Linked DNA regions of Mus musculus: region 1 is linked to region 2. A link is a loop called in an ENCODE intact Hi-C map of the cell type or tissue named here. Cell type or tissue: left cerebral cortex. All regions are shown on one strand. Links, peaks and the distances in the headings refer to the core of each region. The heading gives the core; the rest is flanking DNA. Region 1 holds the start of Adgrl3 (adhesion G protein-coupled receptor L3). Region 2 overlaps Adgrl3 (adhesion G protein-coupled receptor L3).

Evidence for each region. Hi-C counts contacts between places; a loop is a spot of excess contacts. Peaks named below come from ENCODE experiments on the same cell type or tissue, not always from the same donor. Only the 100,000 strongest peaks of a DNase experiment are listed, where the experiment ranks them.
Region 1: a loop joins it to region 2, with 4 times the contacts of the local background. A loop is called at or near these places in 2 of 42 quality-filtered maps.

Annotation. Positions count from the first base shown.
Region 1 is chr5:81,014,079-81,024,610 of GRCm38, forward strand. It overlaps Adgrl3 (adhesion G protein-coupled receptor L3), which reads left to right and starts at 6,674. Exons shown (of 27, transcript NM_001359828.1): 1 at 6,674-7,267. It also overlaps the pseudogene Gm18634. In left cerebral cortex, for the core only: no CTCF peak of the experiment used is centred there; DNase peaks (open chromatin) are centred at 5,262, 5,677, 6,702, 7,428 and 3 more places; H3K4me3 peaks cover 3,868 bases; H3K27ac peaks cover 3,833 bases.
Region 2 is chr5:81,317,357-81,327,888 of GRCm38, forward strand. The region is part of intron 4 of Adgrl3 (adhesion G protein-coupled receptor L3); the gene reads left to right. Among named protein-coding and RNA genes, the nearest start is that of Adgrl3, 300 kb to the left of the region's middle. In left cerebral cortex, for the core only: no CTCF peak of the experiment used is centred there; a DNase peak (open chromatin) is centred at 4,939.

The sequences.
Region 1 (10,532 bases), core at 1,265-9,264, 300 kb before region 2:
GAGCCATTGGTTCAACAAAGGTAGCTAGAACTGCTTAACTGGATGTTGCTGGACTGGTTGCCATGTTAACTATAGCAAAACACTAGTGATAGAAATCTCTAGAGAAGAGTCTAGAATGGATGCAATGGGTGGAAGGGAGTGGGTATAAGGTGTGGCGTACTATGACTTTGAGAATAGCTCTTGGTCCTTATCAATGCACTGTGACAGGAAGCTCAAGGTAGGTTCCTCACAGGCAACTTCACAAGCATCTCTTGAAATAAATGCCTGAAGAGAAGGCTGCCTGATCACTATATACACCAGTTACATCTCACTCAATATATAGCAGATTACTGTTGTTACCACCAATGCCTACATAGAATTTAGTTTGTATTTTTGAGTAAAGACATTTGTGCTTTCTTGATACTGGATGCAAGAGTCATATACCAGTGCTCTGCCTCCACCTTAAATCACTGACACATTTTTAATGTTCTGTCATAGTCCATGTTGTTACCAGATGAGTTGTTCAAAAGGAGTCTTTCTGTGGAAAGGAGGAAGAACTGTGTACATTTTTATGGTGAAAGGAGTCTCCAATTTTGTCACTTATGTGCAATAAAATTTCATTTAAAGTTAAAAAAACAAAACAAAACCAAAAAGGTCCTACTGTAAGAAAACTTCTAAAAGGTGATCATTGGATACCTCCCTAGATTAGTTCATTTCTCTCACATGGCAATAAAACATGTTCTGATAAGCCCCATGGCATGATCTACAGCTAAGTCTTTATTCTTGTGCACCCCAAATCCTTAGACTTCTCATCATTCACTGCATGCTAGCAGTCTGGCAGCTCTGCAGATGTGATTCCACTCTGATTACCTTGATTTGTCAGTGTGTTTAGGCCTCACAGCATTTAAAATGTAGCTGTCTGCAGATTCTTGATTGGATATTAGAGGACTGTCCCTGATGGGGAAAGCTCAATAATTTGAAACCCTGTAAGTGCTTACATACTTTGGAAGAAGAAGGTCATTTTACATGAAGGAGGTATCATCTCCTGACTGCATTATCTCTTTTCTTGGCTACTAGAAGATTAAAAGGTGTTAAGTCTACCCAAGGGTGGTGAAAGATATTAACTCATGGGCTGAGAAAGAGCTAAGGACTGAAAGGGTCCTGACTTTCAGCTGGACAGGGGATAGCCTGGAACACTCTGCATTTCCCATCTGAGGATATAATGAACAGGACAAGAAATGTTCAGTTTCAGGGAAAAGTTTTTAAGGCCAGGTGTCCCCTCCCTCCCTGCCTCCCTCCCTCCTTCCTTCCTTCCTTCCTTCCTTCCTTCCTTCCTTCTCTGCATCTACACTGTAGACCTACTCTCTGGAACTGTCCCTGGGAACCAAGACTGAAGGTTCTGAGACACTGCTGCTATTGTAAGGTTTTATTGTCGTTGGTGTTGCCTTTGTTGTTTTGATGTTTTTTTTAATGAGCAAAACTGGAACATGCTAAACCTCCATTGTTTCACATTCTCCTCCAAATGGCAACTTCCTCTCCAAATTGAAACATTTGTTCCAGTGAGAGAGGAGGATCTTCAACTGAGGTTGAAAACTGAACGTGGCTGAACCGGAGATAAACACAAGCTCATATGTGTCAAAACAAAAACTTGGAAGTTTCTTAGGTGTTTGAGGACCCCTACCAAGAGTAAAAACAGCTGAGGGTGGAGCCTGTCCAGACCAGACAAGGGAGAGAGAGAGAGAGAGAGAGAGAGAGAGAGAGAGAGAGAGAGAGAGAGAGAGAGAGAGAGAGAGAGAGAGAGAGAAAGAGAGAGATGCTCTGTATAAGCCTGCAAGCTGATGTCTTGTGAGGCCATGCCAGTGCCTGGCAAATACAGAAGTGGATGCTCACAGTCATCTATTGGATGGAATACTGAGCCCCCAATGAAGGAGCTAGAGAAAGTACCCAAGGAGCTAAAGGGGTCTGCAACCCTATAGGTGGAACAACAATATGAACTAACCAGTACCCCCAGAGCTCTTGTCTCTAGATGCATATGTAGCAGAGGATGGCCTAGTCAGCCATCAATGGGAGGAGAGGCCCTTGGTCTTGTGTAGATTATATGCCCCAGTACAGGGGAATGCCAGGGCCAGGAAGTAGGAGTGGGTGATTTGGGGAACAGGGCAGGGGTGGGGGAAGATAATGGGGATTTTCAGAGAGGAAACTAGGAAAGGGGATAGCATTTGAAATGTAAATGAAGAAAATTCTAAATCCCCCCCATATTTAAAAAAAAAATGCCTGCAAACTGCTTAGAGAGCTCCAGGTTTCCATGTCCGGTAGGCTTTCCAGTGATACAGTTGCTTTGGACTCACCCCAGCTCCTTCCCTAAGTAAACTCTTGTGCATACTCCTGTCAGAAACCTTAGATAAAACCTCATGGAGTCACCAAAGTGGGTACTGTTGCAGTTCTTACTTTATTCTATCAGTGGGCTCCCTTTTTTAGGTGAGTAGATGTGTGTGTGTGTGTGTGTGTGTGTGTGTGTGTGTGTTTTGTCTCCCCAAGAAATTTTGTCACACAATTTCTTCATGGTGTACATTTTTGTAAGTTGCATTTTTGTTGGCAGAAGCTATTTACTAATGTTTATCTACTATTTCTATCTATTCTGCACACCCAATTTTTCAGTGTTTTAAATGAGATTGGAATCTCATGAATGATGTTCAACACTTTATTGTACTTACTGATTTGCAAAGAATCCTTGGGTCAGGAAAGTTTAAAAGTTATTATGTTTTAATGTTTTCTTTTCCCAATTAATTAGTATTCTCGGTTTTAAAATTTGAATTTCTTTCCATCTGGTTACTATTGATTTGCCTCAGATTAAATATCAGGTGTGCCAACTCTTTCTAGTATCCTGGAGTAAACAACCCCAAAACACCATCCAAGTATTCCTGGAGCTACTTTGTATCGAGGGTCTGTGCTTTAAGTAATCTGCTTTTGTCTTTTCTCTAACATGAAGAAGTCCAGTATAATTGGGTAGATGAAAATGCACAGAACTTACTTTGCTCTCATAGAGGACTCACCTGAGAATATATCAGCAAGAATCACAGATTTACTACCTGGAGAGAGAGGTTTAATCAAACGTAGAAGACTATGCTCATCATATCAAAAGTGACTTGAAAATACAGAGGTTGAGTTTAAAATATGGATAACTTCTGGAAACAGTGTAATTTGACACACAGCTAAACTACACATGCAATCAATACTCCTACTTGCACTGTGTTTAAAAAAAAATAAGCTGTTTTTATTACCTTTTCCCCCATCACTAAGTAGGATCTTTGAAATTCTTTATTTTTGGTCCATGTCCACATTGGCTAGCTAAGGAGTCTATAAGTAACATTTTTACTTATAGACTCCTTAGCTATAGCTATAAATTATTTATATTTGTCTTCCTGCTGCCATCACTAATAGTATGTAATATCTTTGATTTACTTCATACCTTATACACTTAAAAATATTCTATTATTTTTCTAAATAAATTCACTAAGCATATGGTAAATAGGAACTGAGTTGTTTCCATCTTGCTTCCTTTACAACTAAGAGTCTCTTGTCACAGTTTGCTAGTCTAGTCTTGGTGAAGCCCTTGTTTAAGTCACAAGTGAGTCCAGATGTCAATTTGTATTTACGTATCCAAGGGCGCTTATAAATGTCCTGTATTAAGGGAATAAAAGCAGCCATACTTGAGCCTATGAAAATCTACTTGGTCAGAACTCAGCCATTAAATCTCTTTGACTTTCTATTTCCCCCACTCCCAAATGAATTACTAGATACACAAAGAGCATATAATATATAGTATATTCTTTCCCAATATAGCTTGGAACTTACCTTTAAGAGAGCTCTTATAATCTGAGAAGATATAGTGACATGCAGCTAATTATTTGAAAAGAGACCAAAATAAGCAGGACAACATAGGCATTGTGGTAGAGGTACCATCACAGTGCTGTGTGAGCTAGTTAGCTGCTTAGTCACATTTTCGTTCCCCATGACAGCATGCCTATAAAAGTAACCTCATGGGAGGGAACGTTCATTTTGGCTTACAGTTTTGGAGGCCTCAGTCTAAGCCTAATTGTCTTTGTTGTTTTGATATTTACGATACAAAACAATACCTCTGATTGTATAACAAAACAAAGCTGTTCACCTCCGTGACTGGGATACAGGGTACTTGGTGGGAAGGTCCCTGGATCCTCTACAAGGTTCCATCTTCAAGGTTCTAACATCCTTAGAGCAAGCCAACCTCTTAAAAATTCTACTACCCCACAAAATCATCAGTAGCTGGAGACCAGCCTTTAACATAAAGTCCTTTGGTGGATACTTAGGATCCAAACTGTAGCAGAGAAGATAATGGCTATGGTGTGTGTAGCATATACCATATGTTACAAAGGCTTTTTCTCACCTTGGGATAGCTAAGAAAGGGGTTCTTTAGAAAATCTGGTGGGGGGGGAGGGTAGGGGGGACTTTTGGGATAGCATTGGAAATGTAATTGAGGAAAATACGTAATAAAAAAATAAAAAGAAAAAAAAGAAAATCTGGCATGTGAGTTGAGCTTTGAAGAATGAAAGAAATTCATTCTTGTGTCAGGGATGATCAGATAATTACGATGATGGTTAGCTTTACAGATCTGCTGGGGTTGTAGTTTCCAACTTGCAAATTCCCACAGGCCAGGAGATCATTATGACACTATACTGCCTCACTATACAGCCTCATTCAACTTGGGAGACCTGAATAGGAATGTGATGTACCTGTTGGTTTCATACAATAAATCCTAGTCACTAGACTATGCTTATATAGAAACTACATCCACAGTCCTTGAAGCGATAAAATGTTATAGGAGAGAAGCGGGGGGGGGGAGGGGGGGAGGAAGGAAGGAAGAAAGAAAGACATTTTTTAACAATTTCATTTACAAAAGCATCCCAAAGAGGTACAATTAGTTGATGAAGGTCACGTGGGCAAACTTTATCACAGCAGAAGGCATGGAGATAGAACCAAGACAGTTTTCTATATCCTTCATGGTAATTTTTATTGTAGTGAAATCAAAATCATTGAGTCTCTAGGTCCTATCTTTTCGTAGAAAGGTGTGCTTTCAATTTTGCAATGAACTTGTACATTGAGGTAAGTTTCAAGAAACATAAAATGGACTCAAAGCAGGCAATGCTTTAGAAGTCAGCACCCGCATAAAGAACACGTGGAGTAATCTGCACCTGAAAAAAAAAAAAAAGACACTGGCAGAACTCCCAGCCTGGTACCTCATTCACCTAGAGCAGAAGAGTGGGGGAGGAGGAGAACGGGAGGGAGGAAGGGAGAGTGAAGAGATTGAGTGGAGAGAGGGGGGGGGGCTAGAGATGAGTGGAAATGGAGAGCAGAGAAGAGAGAGAGAGAGAGAGAGAGAGAGAGAGAGAGAGAGAGAGAGAGAGAGAGAGAGAGAGAGAGAGAGATGCTCCTATCCAGGAGAGAGATACCCTTTGTCTGACAAACCCTGCAAGGGAAGCCTCCCTTAGCCGCCCCACGGTTCCCACCTCCAAGATTCTGCGGAGCGGCTAGGTGGAGCCCGCGCCCGCGGAGCCCTCGCGGACTCCAGATCCGGGTTTTGCCGGCCGCCCCTTTCCCGGCCTTGGAGCCCCCCTCCCTGGTCCTGGGAGCTCTCTCGCCCCGTCACCCCGCCAGAGGCTCACTCGGGCCTCGGCTGCGTTGGCCGCTGCGCTCACGCTGCCTGTCTGCGGGCGCGACCGCCCCCTCCGCCCGCTCGGCCCGCAGCGCTCGCTCCAGTTCCCAGGAGCGGGGATGCAGATGGCACGGCCGGGCCAGGAGGGCGACGCCGCCACCGCTGCCGCCGCCGCCGCTGCTGGCATCTCGCGGACTGCGCGCTGCCTCCGCTCCCGCAGCTGCTACTGCTGCTGCTGCCGCCGCCACCGCCTGTGACTCGCCCCCCCCCCTCCCCTTTCTTTCTTCTCGCTCTCTCTTTTATTTATTTATTTATTTCGTTGGCCTCAGTCTTCTCCCTCCGGGTGTGCGCGCGCGGGCTGCACGGTGTGCTGGGGCAGGAGCTCGCCCCTGTGTGTGCGCGCGAGGGGAAGAGCGTGTGCGTGTCTGGAGGGCGCCCCGAGCCTCAGTGGCTCCGGTGGGGAGTCCAGAAGAGAAAAAAATAAAATTAAATAAAATTAAAAAAAAAAAAAAAAGAGGACCGAAGCCGGCGGCCGAGGAGGAGGTTGGCGGTGACGGCATCGGCTCAGACCCCGGGCCGGGCGATGAAGCTCCCGCATGCCCGAAGCTACCCGGCCTGGCCGGCGAGCTGATAGGCGACCACCGGAGCTCGGGGCTCGCCCCCCGCGGCAGGCACGCAACCCTCGGCGACCCGGCGCCCGCTCTGCCCGCGCGTCCACGCCGTGCACCCGGCAAGGAGTTTGCGCGGCTCGCGCCTGGGCTCTCGGAGCGGGTTGCGGGCGGCAGAGCGGACCCTCTGCTGCCGGAGCACCTCGGGGGCAGCAGGAGGAGGACGGCGAGGAGGACTGGGCGGAGAAGCCACTACTGGTCCTCGCCGCTGCCCCTACCTATCCCCTCCCTCTCGCTCGGAGGCGGAAAGGGGAGGACGAGGAAGAAGAAGAAAAAGAAAGAGAAGGGGGGTGGGGTGGGAGAACTGGATATAAAGATCGGCTGCGGGGGGGGGGATGGTGGAAGATTTTTGGTCTCCTCAGCAGCTGCTTTTCTTGCGGCGGCGGCGGCGGCGGCGGCTGCAGGAGGAGGGAAAGCAGCTCTGGTTATGACTGCCGCATGTTAATAGCTCCCGCTTGGGTCCACCGGCTGCAGCGAGAGACACAGCCTGACTCCGAAGTTGTGCAACTGTGCCCTGAGAGAGACATTTGAACCCTCCTTCTCTTTGCTCCGCTTTTGCCCCCCTGGGGCGTGTGAAGCGAGGAAACGTAAAGGAAGACTAGCATTGGCTTTCCCGGCTTCCCCTTTCTCCATGGCTGTGTAGAAGAAGAAAGGAAAAGAGACACTTTTTGTTGTTTCTTTGACTGGGGTCTCCACCCTCCTGTCGTCTCTGCGGTTTGATCAGTCGTTGCTTGGTGTGACTGGGGTGTCTACAGTGGGACAGGTCCATCTTTTTTCTGTTTTCTTTTTCTTTCTTCTTCTTTTTTTATTTCTTCTTTTTTTGTGTGTGTGTGTGCCCCGGGGCTCAATGGATGGATTGTGGAAAACTGCACCGGGTTGCAGGTTGTTGAGCAACTGATGGGACCATCTCAGGGACCGGCGGTTACGAAAGGTAATTTATTCTTTGCACTCTTCATAATTGTGGTCGCCCTGGTCGGGCGCAGGCGGCGGCATCCGATGGGCTGGCAACCGAGGGGGTGCGGGGTTCACGTACACTCACCCTTCCACTCACACATTCGCCTTCGCACACTCGCCCTCATGCGCACACTCATCTGATCGTGATGCGGGGCGGGAAGGGAGCCTCCTGGCTGGTGGGCGCTGGGGTTTGGCATGGGTTCGAGGTTTTATCAGCTACTGGGCGATTAGGTGCCAGAGGGAGATATAGAGGAGAAGAGAACCAGCGCACTGTCAGTCGCACACGCCGGGTGACAAGAACGAATCCCACCCCGCGCATTTTCCCTGCCCTGTCACCCCAATGCCGTCCTTTAGTAGGGGCAGAAAGCAGCCAAGGGGGCGCCTTTTCTCCGCTAGTCTGGAGCAACACTGGACGTGGGAACGGGTTGGAGGACGAACAGGGACCGGGTGAGGAGCGCAGTTCGGGGTGATGGCGAATGTGTGGTGGTGAGCCTGGTTGATCCTCCCTAGACGCCTGCCTTGGAACATCCAAGGTGGCTGAGATTGCCCAGGTCGCGCCCCTGAGAAGTGGAATCGGGTTGCCTCCAAAAATCTCTCTTGAGTATCTTCCAGCCGGGCAGTTTGATTTCGACCTGAGTGCCTAGGCTTTGTTGAGCGATTTAGCTAGAGAAAGCTGGTCAGTTTCGTGAGTGTCACGGGGTTGAGCTGTGCCAGGAGTGAGCACCCAGTGTGGAGAGGATGTTCAATGGGTCGGGCGTCCGCGGCGCCGGGGTGCGGTGGGCAGAGCAGTGGTGGCCCTGGTGGCGGGTTACAGGTAGGCGAGCTTGCACCTGGGTGCTTCTCTTGGGAGATGGGCAGTCTCTGGGCTCAAGTGGAGCGCGAGGACCAGCACTGGACAGCCTCTGGTTCTAGCCCAGAGGAGGCTGCTGGGCATGCGGGATATCCAGCAATGCAGCCCACTGTTTGGAAGGGTAGTTGACCAGTGGTCGGCGTGCGTGGTATCTGTGTGTCTAGGATCCTGTGCGCTTAGGGTGGCGGGCAGACCTGTGCAGGGATAGGAGAGCTGAAGCTACTTAGGTCAAGCTTGTTCATAGAAATCGCTTGGGATCTGCTTAGCTGGAAAAGCTGGTTTGAGAAGGCCCAGAGGGCCCCCGGTGGGGTTGCGAGGAAGCCTGGCGGCAGGTTCCCTCTCCCCTAGAGATGCGTGCAATGTTTGGAGTTGCTGGTGCAGCGCTCCACCGTATCCCAGATTGGCCTTGATTAGACCTGCTAGAGCAGTCGCCTCTCGCAGATTTGCGGTAATCAAGTATAGCCCCCACAGAATCCTTGGTCTCCGGAATGATCTGGCCACATTCCTCGCCCGAACAGAAACGTGTGTTGCTTTTATCGATAGCCAGTGAGAGAGCAGTTGGGAGAACCGGAGGCTTGGGAGCCACCTCCCGAGTGTCTCCTCCCTGAGGCTCCCATGGCCCCAGACTGCAGTAGTTAGAGAACATTGTAAACAACAGTGTAAGCATCTTTGCCACTGTCTCCCTCAGAGCCGAACCTGCTGGTGGCTGTTGTGCTTACTTTCCTGGGTGGCTTACTCATTAGGAAGTGTAAGGCTGCTTGCACCTCTGATTTTACATCCTTGCAGCCAGCTGCCGGGGAAATGAGGAGACACATAGATTCTGGCAGGAAGGGAAAAAATGCCTTCTGTGTTTTGCTCCGAAGTAAATAGGAGGTCTGCTAATTTTAGAGTCATATGGTCTGTCTTCGCTAGTTAGAGAATGGTGTCGTAGAATCTGCAAGGAACCACTATAGTAATTTTTTTTTTTTTGCTTTTGCATTTGGACAGTCAGCTGCATTTGTCTATGAGATAACAGAGGTCAGGCAGCTCCCTAATTCATTTTTCAGTCTATAATGTACTCAGTGATCAGCAGTTCTCGCGCCCAATTTACCTGTATGCACATTACATGTAGAATTGCCCGTTGTTTTCCAGCCTCACGCAAAAGAGGATACCAGATCATTTGTGTAGGAAACAGGAGGATGTTTATGCTGAATTTCCTGTTAGCTTCGAGTTCTCTTCTGTTTTGCTTTGTGTTTTTCTCCCTTTAAGTAGTGAAGGGACGGGTAACAGATGTGCAGAGATAAACACTTCTTAATAAACTTAGGCTTGAAAGATAACTCTTTTTTTTTTGAAATGCAATAAGTAAAATACTTTGCACTACTGAGTCGTCTATTACTTCTGACTACTTTGATGTCTGTGCAAAATGGCTAGGTTCTAGTTTACTTTAAAAGAAAGAAAACACTTTGATTTAAGTGTAAGTTTTAAAGGTTCTGACCACAAAGGACAAGTACAGTATAATGAATTATTCACTCATGCCTAATTTTGATTAAATTATATTTTCTAAGACATTTATAGGAGATAAAGATATTTATAGAAGACAGTATACGTGACCACGACCCTTCTAAAACCACTTAGAATTATAGAATCTTGATTCCTATGTTTTTTTTTCCTTCTGATCTTTCTTGCGGCCAGGGGGGGGGGGGGTGTTGTGTGAAAGTTTCTTTACGTGGAACCATGTCTGAGGATTGTAGACTACTTCCTCTCCACTTTTGGCAGCTCTCACGGCAGTGATGTACAGTCTTTATCCTAGAAGATCCCGTCAGATCTGTTCTGTTTCCTAGCTGCATGTGTTCCGTTTCCTAGCAGTCATACATTCCACAGGTCCTGATGTCATTAGGCCTGCCTCTGTCAACTGGTTGCGCTGTCTTTAAGCAAAGGTGAATATGTCAAGAGCATTTGCATGCCATTCCTTTGTACTCTGTACTCGTCTCTCACTAAATAATCAGTAATCTGTCCCTCTGGAGTGTGCGGCCAAGTGGGCTCTTTTCCTTACTCAGGGAAGAGGCACGATGAGTACCAAGGTTTACGTGAACTATTGGATTTCTTCAAATGGAGATGCTGGGCTGCATCAGGCATCCCTGGCCAGAGGAGTGATAAGCCGGCCTGTGATTTATCAGCTTGGAAAATGCTTTTGATGTCTCAGTTTCGGTAGCTTAGTACGAAGATTACGCTTCCCACGGAGGGCCCTGCTTCAAAATATGAATGAAAGGTCATTCTGAAATCATTTCCTTAATAATATTCCCCTTGCAGTTTTCAGAGCCCTCCTCCCACACCCCTTGAGGGAATCGTGGCCAGTGTGGGACTTACTGGCTCCAGCTGCTGAGTCTGGCATTGATTCTAGTAGTCAGCAACA
Region 2 (10,532 bases), core at 932-8,931:
GATTTTTTTCATATAATAGATTATGTAAGCTTAATTTTATATAAAGTCTTATATGAGCATATTTGGTTATAAACACAGCACAAATTATGTTAGATGTGTAAACTTTTAAAGAAAGAATAAATTAATAAACACAAAAGACAAATAGTAATGTATTTGCCAGACTGTACACAAAGTATCTTTATAGGCAGAATATGGAGTAGTTAAAATAGAATCTTCAGAGTCAGCAGGTTTATAAGTTGTAAACCTCAGACCCATAAAACTGAGCTACAGATTAACTTTGACTCATAAAGTTATGAATAGGCACCTAGAAAATTGCATACCTAAGAAGAGACTGATCAAATGAGGTTCAAATTGAGAACTACAGGCACAATGTTTTTCTTAGTTATTTAATATAAATTTCCTAAAATAAGGTATCTTTGAGTTATCTCACTTTATTCCCATTAAAACAAAACCAAAAATAAAACAAACGCGTTGGTTGAATCCGGCTGTGGATGTACTGCACCCCTAACTAAAGAATTCTTTTAAAGAATGCCCTCACATGTGGGTGTCTTCAAGTGTGAGTGGTTGCCTCTGCTGTAGTGTATTTGCTTGTTGTATTTACTCCATTTTTAGATAGGGTCTCTAACTGCCAAGGGGCTTGCCATGTGGGCTGAGCTGACACCTCAAAGTCCCATGTGTCTCCATCTGCATAGAGCTAAGATAAAAATGCAGACCAGCACAATCATCACCTCTTGGATTGTGAGAATCTGCTCAGGTTTCCATGCCCACAATAGTATCTTGTCTGCTGCCTGAGCCATTTCCCTCCTTTTAAGCATTCCAAGAATTTTCTGGAGGGTCTTGAGGGTAAAAACTACTCACTATTATGGAAAGACCCCATTGGGTGACACAACAGTTCCAAAGCAGTGTTGTGGAAGTGCTTGTTGAAACAGTCCAGTGGCAGAGAGGAGAAGTCTTGTAAGGAAGGGATCTGATGGCCAGTCAGAATGGATATGCTTAGAGTTAGTGGGTCCTAACTACTACTCCCATTTCTATGAAAGAAATTTTCAGTCTCAGAGTCATAGTTATAATTTTTAAAAATTTTTCATTAGTTATTATCTTTATTTATATTTCAAATGTTATCCCCTTTCCTGGTTTCCCTTCAAAAACCCCCTATCCTCTTGCCCTTCCCCATGCTCACCAACATACCCACTCCTGCTTCCTGGCCCTGGCAGTCCCTTATACTGGGATATAGAACCTTCACAGGACAAAGCGCCTCTCCTCCCAGTGATGACCAACTAGGCCCTCTCCTGCTACATATACAGATAGAGCCATGGGTTTAGTTCCAGGGTGCTCTGGGGGTACTGGTTAGTTCATATTGTTGTTCCTCCTATGGAGCTGCAAACCCCTTCAGCTTCTTGGGTACTTTCTCTAGCTCCTTTGTTGGGTAAACTGTGCTCAGTCCAATGGTTGGCTGAGAGCATTCACTTCTGTATTTGTCAGGCACTAGCAGAGCCTCTCAGGAGACAGCTATATCAGGCTCCTATCAGCAAGCACTTGTTGGCATCCACAATAGTGTCTAGGTTTGGTGGTTGTTTATGGGATGGATCCCTAGGTGGGGCAGTCTCTGGATTATCATTCCTTCAGTCTCTGCTCTGCACTGTCTCTGTAACTCCTTCCATGGGTATTTTGTTCCTCCTTCTAAGAAGGATCCAAGTATCCACACTTTGCTCTTCCTTCTTCTTGAGTTTCATATGGTTTGCAAATTGTATCTTGGGTACTCCAAGCTTCTGGGCTGATATCCACTCATCAGTGAGTGCTTTTATGCTAAAGGAGTAAGACATCAGTTCATGAAAAAGAATGTACTTTTTAAAACTCCAACATAGTTAATATCATAATCTCTTTCAAAAACACATAACATGATGCTATATGTTTTTATTGAGTATATTTCATATACTGTAGAACTAACTTAATGTTCAGTATTCATATTTAAATGATAGCTCAGTTGTCACAGTTGATTTTTTTTCTTGTTATCATAAGTACTTCAAAAAGAAGACCTTGCCTGATAAAGTCATCCCTGTGACTCTTAATTTTTGACTCTTGGAAGCCAGAATATCTATTTTCTCTCCCAATGGGTTAATCTTTCTCAGACTCTTCATATAAATTGCTCATGATAATTCATGTCTTTTGTGATTGCTTTCCCCCTTGGCCCCTTCCAAGTTACTCATATTTAACATGTGTAATTACTTAATTATTTTATTTCATAATAACAATCCACTGGAGGCATACATTACAGTGTACATGTCAGCTGGTGGGGATGTAAATTCTTTCCCTTCCTTGGCTGCTTACTATCATGCTGCCTGTAGCGTGCTTGGTTTGGGTGTCTTTTCATTTCTCTCTGGCATCTATGTAAGAATGGAAATAATGAGCCATCTGATACTTCTGTCTAGCATTTTGAAGGACCATAGTACTCCTTAACAAAGGATGATAACAGGTCTATGTTTTCAGGGTTAATATGGGTTTTCCTGTCTGTAGGTTTTGCACAATTCTTAGTTAACGCATCTGGGGAAGTCACAGCCATTATGATATGCAACTGTTTCTCATATGCTTGTTGCAAAAAATAGTTATTGATTTCTTAATGATAAGCTGGTTTTTTTCTAGCATTAAGTTATAAGTGTTTAATAGACATAATTTAAATAAGAGAGCACATGGTATTTGTATTATGCAAGACACAAGTTTAGTGTGTTTTTTAGATTGACTATACTGAGATTTTTTGCTCAGATAGAACTAATTGAGTCATAACACTTTTAATGTAGTTTGAATTCTTCATATTTTTTTCTCCTCCAATTTTACTTATGTGGTTGATGCATAACAAGATTCATCATTTAAGGATACTCTTGTGATGACAAATTTTAAATCGGCAGTAATTGAAGTTTTATTCTGAGGAACCTTCTCCTGTGAGATAGTACATTTATTGTTACATGCTTTCCATTTCCTCCTTCCTAGGAAAATGCTAAATGACACTGAGTGTTTATCTCCATGTCCCCCGAAGTTTCTTCTTTTGCCAGAGACTAAATGATTTTCCTTCTTGATTTTCAAAATCTTGCCGTTTGTTAATTAGGATTTTAATTACCCATAATTTTATTTTTTATTTATTCTTTTATCTTTTTTTTTTACAGTCCAGTCTTTATCCCCCTCCAGGTCTACCCTCTGACTGTTCCTCATCCCATACCTCTTTCACTGTTGAATTATAGCTATTAAGTTAACAATTTTATTTCCATAGACTTTTTTTCCCTCTACCATGTCTTGTAACCTATTGAATTCCTTCACGTTTCTGGGGCTGTGACTACTATTTGAGACATAAACTATACAGGACAAAGGATTTATTTTTAGCTCAGAGGAATCAATTCAAATTTGGTTTGATCCATTTGCTTTGGGTACAAGTGAGACAGGATATCATGGCAGAGCGAAAAAAAGACAGAGAAACTGAGCGAACATAGACACACAAGGAGCTAGAAGCAGAGAAAGCAAGATATAGCACCAACAGCCCCATGAATGTAAACCCTTTAACATATGATCCTGCAGCTGATCATACCTGTTGAAATCTTTCAGCTTATCTCAAGAAAGTTATGCAAATTCATAGTTTTATGTTTCCTCACCAAAGCAACATCTTGTATATTAGTGTCTTTTTGTGCCACCTTGCACCTGTCGATGTACAAGCAAGCAAAGAGAGGGAATCCAGCAGAAAAACTGAGATTTGAACCTCAGTGTGGAAGGCAGCACAGTGCACTCTTGTGATTTCAGCCTGTTGTGTTTACCATATAGGAAATCCATTACTTGGGAAGAAAAGAGAGAGCTAAAGATAACATATGGCTAACAGGCTGGCTGTGACTAGCTCCCTTCCATTATGGAACCATGAAGGATATCAGCCTATTACAAAATGCAGCTTGCATGAAGCCTCAGAATAAAGCTTTTATATTGACTAATCCAAGCTGGTTTCATGTTGCAATGTTCAGCGTTCTGTTGAGTGGTATCTGAAGCTCTCAAGCTTTAGACTCTGGTTCAGCTTCCACTGTGTCTAAGATACATTTTCTGAACCAGCTTGAATCACAGTGCTGTTATTTGTTAAAGGGTTAATTAGGACAACACTGTTAGAGTCTGAGGATGAAATAAAATGATGTATAGAAATGGTCTGACACACAACCTTATGCATTTAATCCTGAGAGAACGAGCTCATTAAAAAATACCTTTAGGAATTAGAAGGAAAAACAAATGACTTGGAAAGTAAGCAAAATTTAAAATACACCACCATCCTGGGGTCACTTGCTTTCAACAGCATTTTTCAAAGACCACATTGTATATTCCTAATCCCTGAATGTGACAATTTCTCTTAATTATGTGTCTACACATTTGCACACACATTCAGCCCCTCATATTCAAGACTCACCCACTGGACTGTAGCTAAGTCTTTAATGAGTTACTAATGAACATCTAAAGCTTAGATCAGCATTTGGAACAATCCTAAAGAGTGTGGAAAAGCTATTCAGATTACAAAGCTGTATCTTTTAATTAGACTGTGGCCCAATAAAAGTTCCTGTCTTCACTCTTCTTCCTATTTTGAAGACATTGAACAGTAAGTAGCAGCTATAGTCTCATTTTGATAGCATTAGCCATATATGAAGTTAATAGGACTGAATTCAATCAACTGAATTTGAGAGATCATTGAATTGGTCAAATAAAAGGGAAACAATATGAAAACATTACAATGGTATTCAGCAGTGTTTCATTCTCTTGGACTTAGATGACTTTAAAACAGATTGATTTTGTTGTTGCATCAGAGAATAACAGATGACAGGAGGAAAAATGATCCAGATATGATTAAATCATGTAGGTGGGAAAAAATAAAAAAACCAACTCCCGTACTTATAAAAAGAACACGCAGTCTGCTTTCACACATTGCCAATTCTCTCCGAGCTGTTAGAGGCACCACAGAAATAGTAGTTATAAATATTACCCGAATTAGATCAAGAGTACTCTTTACTGTAGCTCCCCTTAAAAGTCAACAATGGTGTTTTTCAACAGTCATCTCTTTTCTCCCCCTTTCCCCCTACTTCTAAGAGTGAAATTGGTTAAACCATGAAAAACTTAAGAGTAAATGCTTTTATAGTGTAGGTAAAGTTCGAAGCTGATATGCAACTGTCCCTCCAGGAACCATATACACTAGCTTGAAAGAGGCACTTTAGATCCTTCACAAGAGCTGGTACTTGAAATCACAGTGATAGCTCTGTTGTATAGGCTATGGATTGTTGTTGGGAGCCTTGTGGTGAATATATATATATTTATGTATATATATATGCCCCAACATGATTTAAGCGATCAGTATGACATTTGCACCTGTTAGCATATGTGTCCTGTTGTTAACTGACATTTAGACACTTGTTTTGTGTTTGTGATGACAATGGGGGTGAGTGAGATGCAGGTGGTCAAACTCTCTTGCTACCCTGGTGAAAAAAAATAAGAGGGACAGGGACAATTGTATTCTTCTCAACTATTCTGAGATGCCAGTCTCGATCAACTTAACAAAAAGGGAAGCAGAACTGACTAACAAGTCTGTGTCTATTAATATGCACATCGTTTCTGCTCATTCTGCCCACATCCCAAAGCTAAATGGTGGTATGATTGAAGAAGAGTACCCCAGACCACAGCTGCCCAGAATTTTGGAGAAACGGTTGGTTTTTTTTATAGCATTCAGAACACATAGCTTTCATAGCATTAAAAATTAATATTCCTAGAGAAGGTAGTAGATGAAAGGAGTCAGGATTCTAGAGGAAAAAACATTCCAAAGTTTGAGTTTTTTTTTTATCTTAACCACAAATTACAATCTGTTTGTGTTTTGTTTGCAAAGAGCAGGTGTTTTTAGTTGGAAAAGAAACATTTACAGTTAGATGCCATTCCTTTAATGAGTAAGATACGTAATAAGCATTTTTCATTTAATTTGAATGAAAATAAATCTGTCTTTTGGGGAAAAGCCAAATTTATAAATGAAATTATTAACAGAATTTGCCTACTTACGCCTCTTCACAAGGGTTTGAAGTTTGTATTGTAGCATTACAATTTAGACAGTCAATATAAGAACGCATAACTCTCTCCTATTTACATACCTTATTGCATTGCAATAAAATTCGCTTTATAATCAAAAGCGAATTTTAAAAATAGTTTCTAAAAGTTAGCTTCCAGCACCACAAAATAATGTTGCCTTTAGCTTTGTCTACAGAGAAGCATGTGACCTGCCACTACAGTCCTGTCGTACACAGCTTTTGCAACTTATTTTGTTTCATTTCCCTGTCAAAAATCTAGGTTGTTGAGAAGTGTCAGGAAACGAGTCTGAAAGACAAAGAGTTCATTTCCCAACACAGAGTATATCTATACTGTATGGAATGATTCATCTTGAGAGAGAATCCAGTGTGTTCGACGGGCATATACTCACTCCAGATTACTCTAAGAGTTACTTCATCTTACAACGGAGGACATGTCGTCATCACTGAACTGTTTTCTTTAAGAATATAGAATGAAAACAGATTTGTCCATGTCCAAAGTCATTTCCACTCAGGGCATCCATAGTCAGGTGGCTAAGTTGGAGCTTTTGTGACTACTTGTAGATATTACTGTGAGGCCTGTAGAGAAATTATGCAGCAATTACATACACCCTTGGAAGAACATGAGGAAATGTTAGCCTTTCACATGGGTGATACTAAGGTGCTGCTGGAACAAGTATCTTTCAGGTTTACAAGAGAAGACAAAACAAACAAACAAACTAACTAACTAATCCTTTGTTTTCACAAAAAGAAATGAAACGAAATTCCCTGGAGGGAAGGGAGACAGGAAAATTCAGAATCAAGAAGCCACTGCTTTTCCATCTTCAATGTATATGGTTTTCCTAGTTTAGTGAATATTCTTAACAACTCACTAAATGTTAAAAATAGCACTACTTTGTGCAATTGTAAAGGAAAAAAAAAAAAAAAAAAAAAAAAACCGACCAAACTCATCACTCTACAGATGCAATGATGCTGTCACATGATCAACTGAGGGGAAATTCAAGCCAAGATCTCACAATGGTTTCTTACAGCCTTCTTTCTGAGGCACTTTTATGCCATGTTCATACTTCCTTGCTTCATTCCGTAGACCTTTGAGCTCAACTAGAATAGAAACAATGAAAACAGTGTTCTGAGGTTGAGCCAGCACGTGATGGAAATAGTAGAATTTATAATCAGAAACCTAGTTTAGTTGGGGGAGAGAGCAGTTTATTTTTTCTTTTCTTTTCTTTTCTTTTTTTTTTGTTGTTTTTTCCTTGAACCTTATCAAATTAATACAGGATGGAAGGAACTTTTGTAAGAAAGCAGGAGAAAATATGAGGACTTTTGATGATGCGTTCAGATATGTAGTGAACACCTGGAGGATCTGTGTGGAAACTGAAGTTAGGAACCAGTATGCACCGAGAAGCTTGAAGAGTACGGAGATTTCCCATAAGCCCATAGTTTGAGGAACGGGCTTAGAGGGGTAGAGAGTTCATATAAGATGCTTCCAGGAGACTGGGACAAAGGACTAAGAGCATACAGGTTGCCAAATTAGCTTTATTAGCATACAGTGTAAATTCTGTATGGCTCTTCCTCCAATAACTAATAAAATGACACTGTAAAGTACAGCCTAGAAACTTAGAATCAAGTGATTTGCATAAGGTACCCTTAGTTTGGGAAAGCTGATTCACTTTGAGCCCTGGTAGTCTCTCGTTTCTTGCTGCCTTCGGACTCAGAAGCATCATAACGATTACTGCACAGCCTACTGTTTGACTCAGGCTGCATCAAGCTCACAGTGATGATCTAAATTTGTTTAGAAGAAGCAACTAAGTCATTGGCTATACTGAGAAGAAAAGAGAGCAGAAATGATCACACTTCATGGACATGTTTTCAAATATTTGGTTTGATTAAAATATTTTTATATTGATTAAAAATATTTGAAATCATGTTATAATTATATCATTTCCTCCTCTCCTTCCCTCACGGCATAGCCTCCCAGACACACTTTCTTGTTCTCTTTCAAACTCATGTCAGTTTTTTACTAATTGTTGTTACATGCATATATGCATTTGTGTATACACATATATTCCTACATGTGTACTACAAACTGTTCCATGTGCACTTGCATGTATTTTACAAGTCAGTGTGGATTTATGAACATGTATTACAACGAGTGCTCATATTTTCTGTCCATCATTCCCAGTGTCCATTCTTTCTTTCTTTTTCATTCCCCTCTTCTTTATTATTTTGGAAATGGCCCTTTCCATGTACTCTTATCTGGTTATGAACTCACAGCCTTCCTGATTCCTCCTCTCAATTGCTAGCATTACAGAATTGTACACCATAGTTCACTCTAGTGCTTATTTCAATTATAAATTTTCCATATAATATAAAAATGCCAACGCTGTCTTCAAAAGCATTTTATTTTTTAATACTTTTAATTTTCTTTATTTTTTCTGGTTTCTGTCTACATGCAAACAGCATCATGAAACTGTATTAGAAAGGCATCCTTTGATTGACAGGCTGGACACAGATATGACATGAATAACTTCACCAATCCACTATGCTACATACTAATAATTTTCAGATCTCCTCTATCCAAGTGTCTAGATATGATCTACTAGGAAGGCAGAAGGGAAATTCTTAAGTGGGGAAAGCATCTACCTAAGAATCTACCTAAGTGACAGAGATAAAGCAAGAAATCAGTGGCTCATAATGAATACTAAATATCATTCATGACTTCAGCAATTCAAACTTGAAAACCGCAGACACACCATTTTAAACCAATGACTCCTTATCTGATTTGTCATGCTTTAATAATTAGAATGAAAGTCATGTTTCTGTGAAGGTTACAAAAAAAAAAATAAGCATGCTGCACTTTTGTTTATCGCCTCCTCTAGAAGCAACATTATCTGGTAGCCATCTTGAAATGTTATATACAAGTGTCAGAAACCGTAGTCTCAAATGCATATGTAGAAGGGCAGATGCTAAAAGATAAGGTTCCTAAGAACCAAACTTGTTCATGCCACATGTTAGTATTTTTTCATCAAGACCTCGAAAAAGTACCTGATCTCTTTAAAAATTCAGAGAAGAAAAAAAGAAAAGAAAAGAAGAGAAAAAAAGACACCAAAAATGTGAAGCATGGCTCCCAAGTATCCAAAGAGCACCTTGCTTCAAAGGGCACCTAGATTTTTTTTTTCTTTTTTACAGCCATGTGTTGAACTTAGAAGTGGGATAGAAGGAGGTGCAGAGTCCAGTATAGGTATCACCTTACTTGTCAGGAAGAGGCTCTTCTTCAGATGTGAATGTGCCCCAGGGACAGCATAAGCGTCTCATTACAGTTTCTACCCACTAATGCTGGTGGGTTTTTAGCAAGGGTTATTACTAGCATGGGAGTTAAGGATTTTTTCTACATGTAAGATTACAGAGGATTGCCAGGCCTTTAATTGTACCTGTTACTTGGATGATTAAAGCGTGGAGTAGTTCTGAGCAGCACAAATTGCCTGTATATTTTACCTGAAGCATGTAACTCCTTCGAAGTTCTCCAATACCTCAAGCATAGTATGTGCAATATATATTTTTTTAAGATGAAAGTTAAAACTTGGTCTATTGCTGCCATCTAAGGTGAATCTGAAGAGTGGTGGATTTAAGTAAGTGTGAACTATACATATTGCGTCAAGCACACCAGAGTCCCATTTCCTCCAACTGAAGACTCACATCATTTTAACTTCCTGTTATTCTTTTGTTCTTCAGACTCTGTCCATGAAATCATGCTCTTCTTCAGTCTCACGTGCTCTTTGTGAACCCTGATTGCTTCCTGCTTAGCTCTGGCCTATTGTTTGTTTGTTTGTTTGTAGTTCATATAGAGAGGATGCTCATGTAGATCCGGACACAGACTTGTCATAAGATGCTGATTCTATCGCACATGCATTTTAGCATGTGCAATTACCATAGAGCTCTCCCTGTCTGTTTGCTGTAGAGTAGGGGTTTGTTTTATTTGGGTTTAGTTTGATTTGGTTTGTTTTGATTTGGGGTGAATATTTGATCTCTACTTCAGAGGAAATCCTTGGCTCTTGTTTGTTTTTATCTTTCCCTGTCATGTCATTTTCTTTCCTCCCAATAATTTATCCCAGAAAGAAACTTTACATACCATGACATGCAGAGCTCTGCAGCTGGCTGTTGCTCACTCTCTAGCATCCGGAACCACTTTCCTTGACTTCTACCAATCCTGAGGCAGCTGAACTACCTCCTGAACAGTTGTTCAAGGCAGTTCCACACAGCAGACCTCTGATACAGCCCCCAATTCCTTTTTTACTTCTGATTTGTATGACTTTTGTCATGTGTTGGTATGATGCTGTTGTTGTTATTGTAAGCTCAGACCTTATTTTAAAAATCACCATTTGAGTTTTAACCCCTTGAATGTTTTTCTTAAAGCTTCAAACACAATCTTTCTAGTTTACTGCATTTAAATTTCCTAAGACT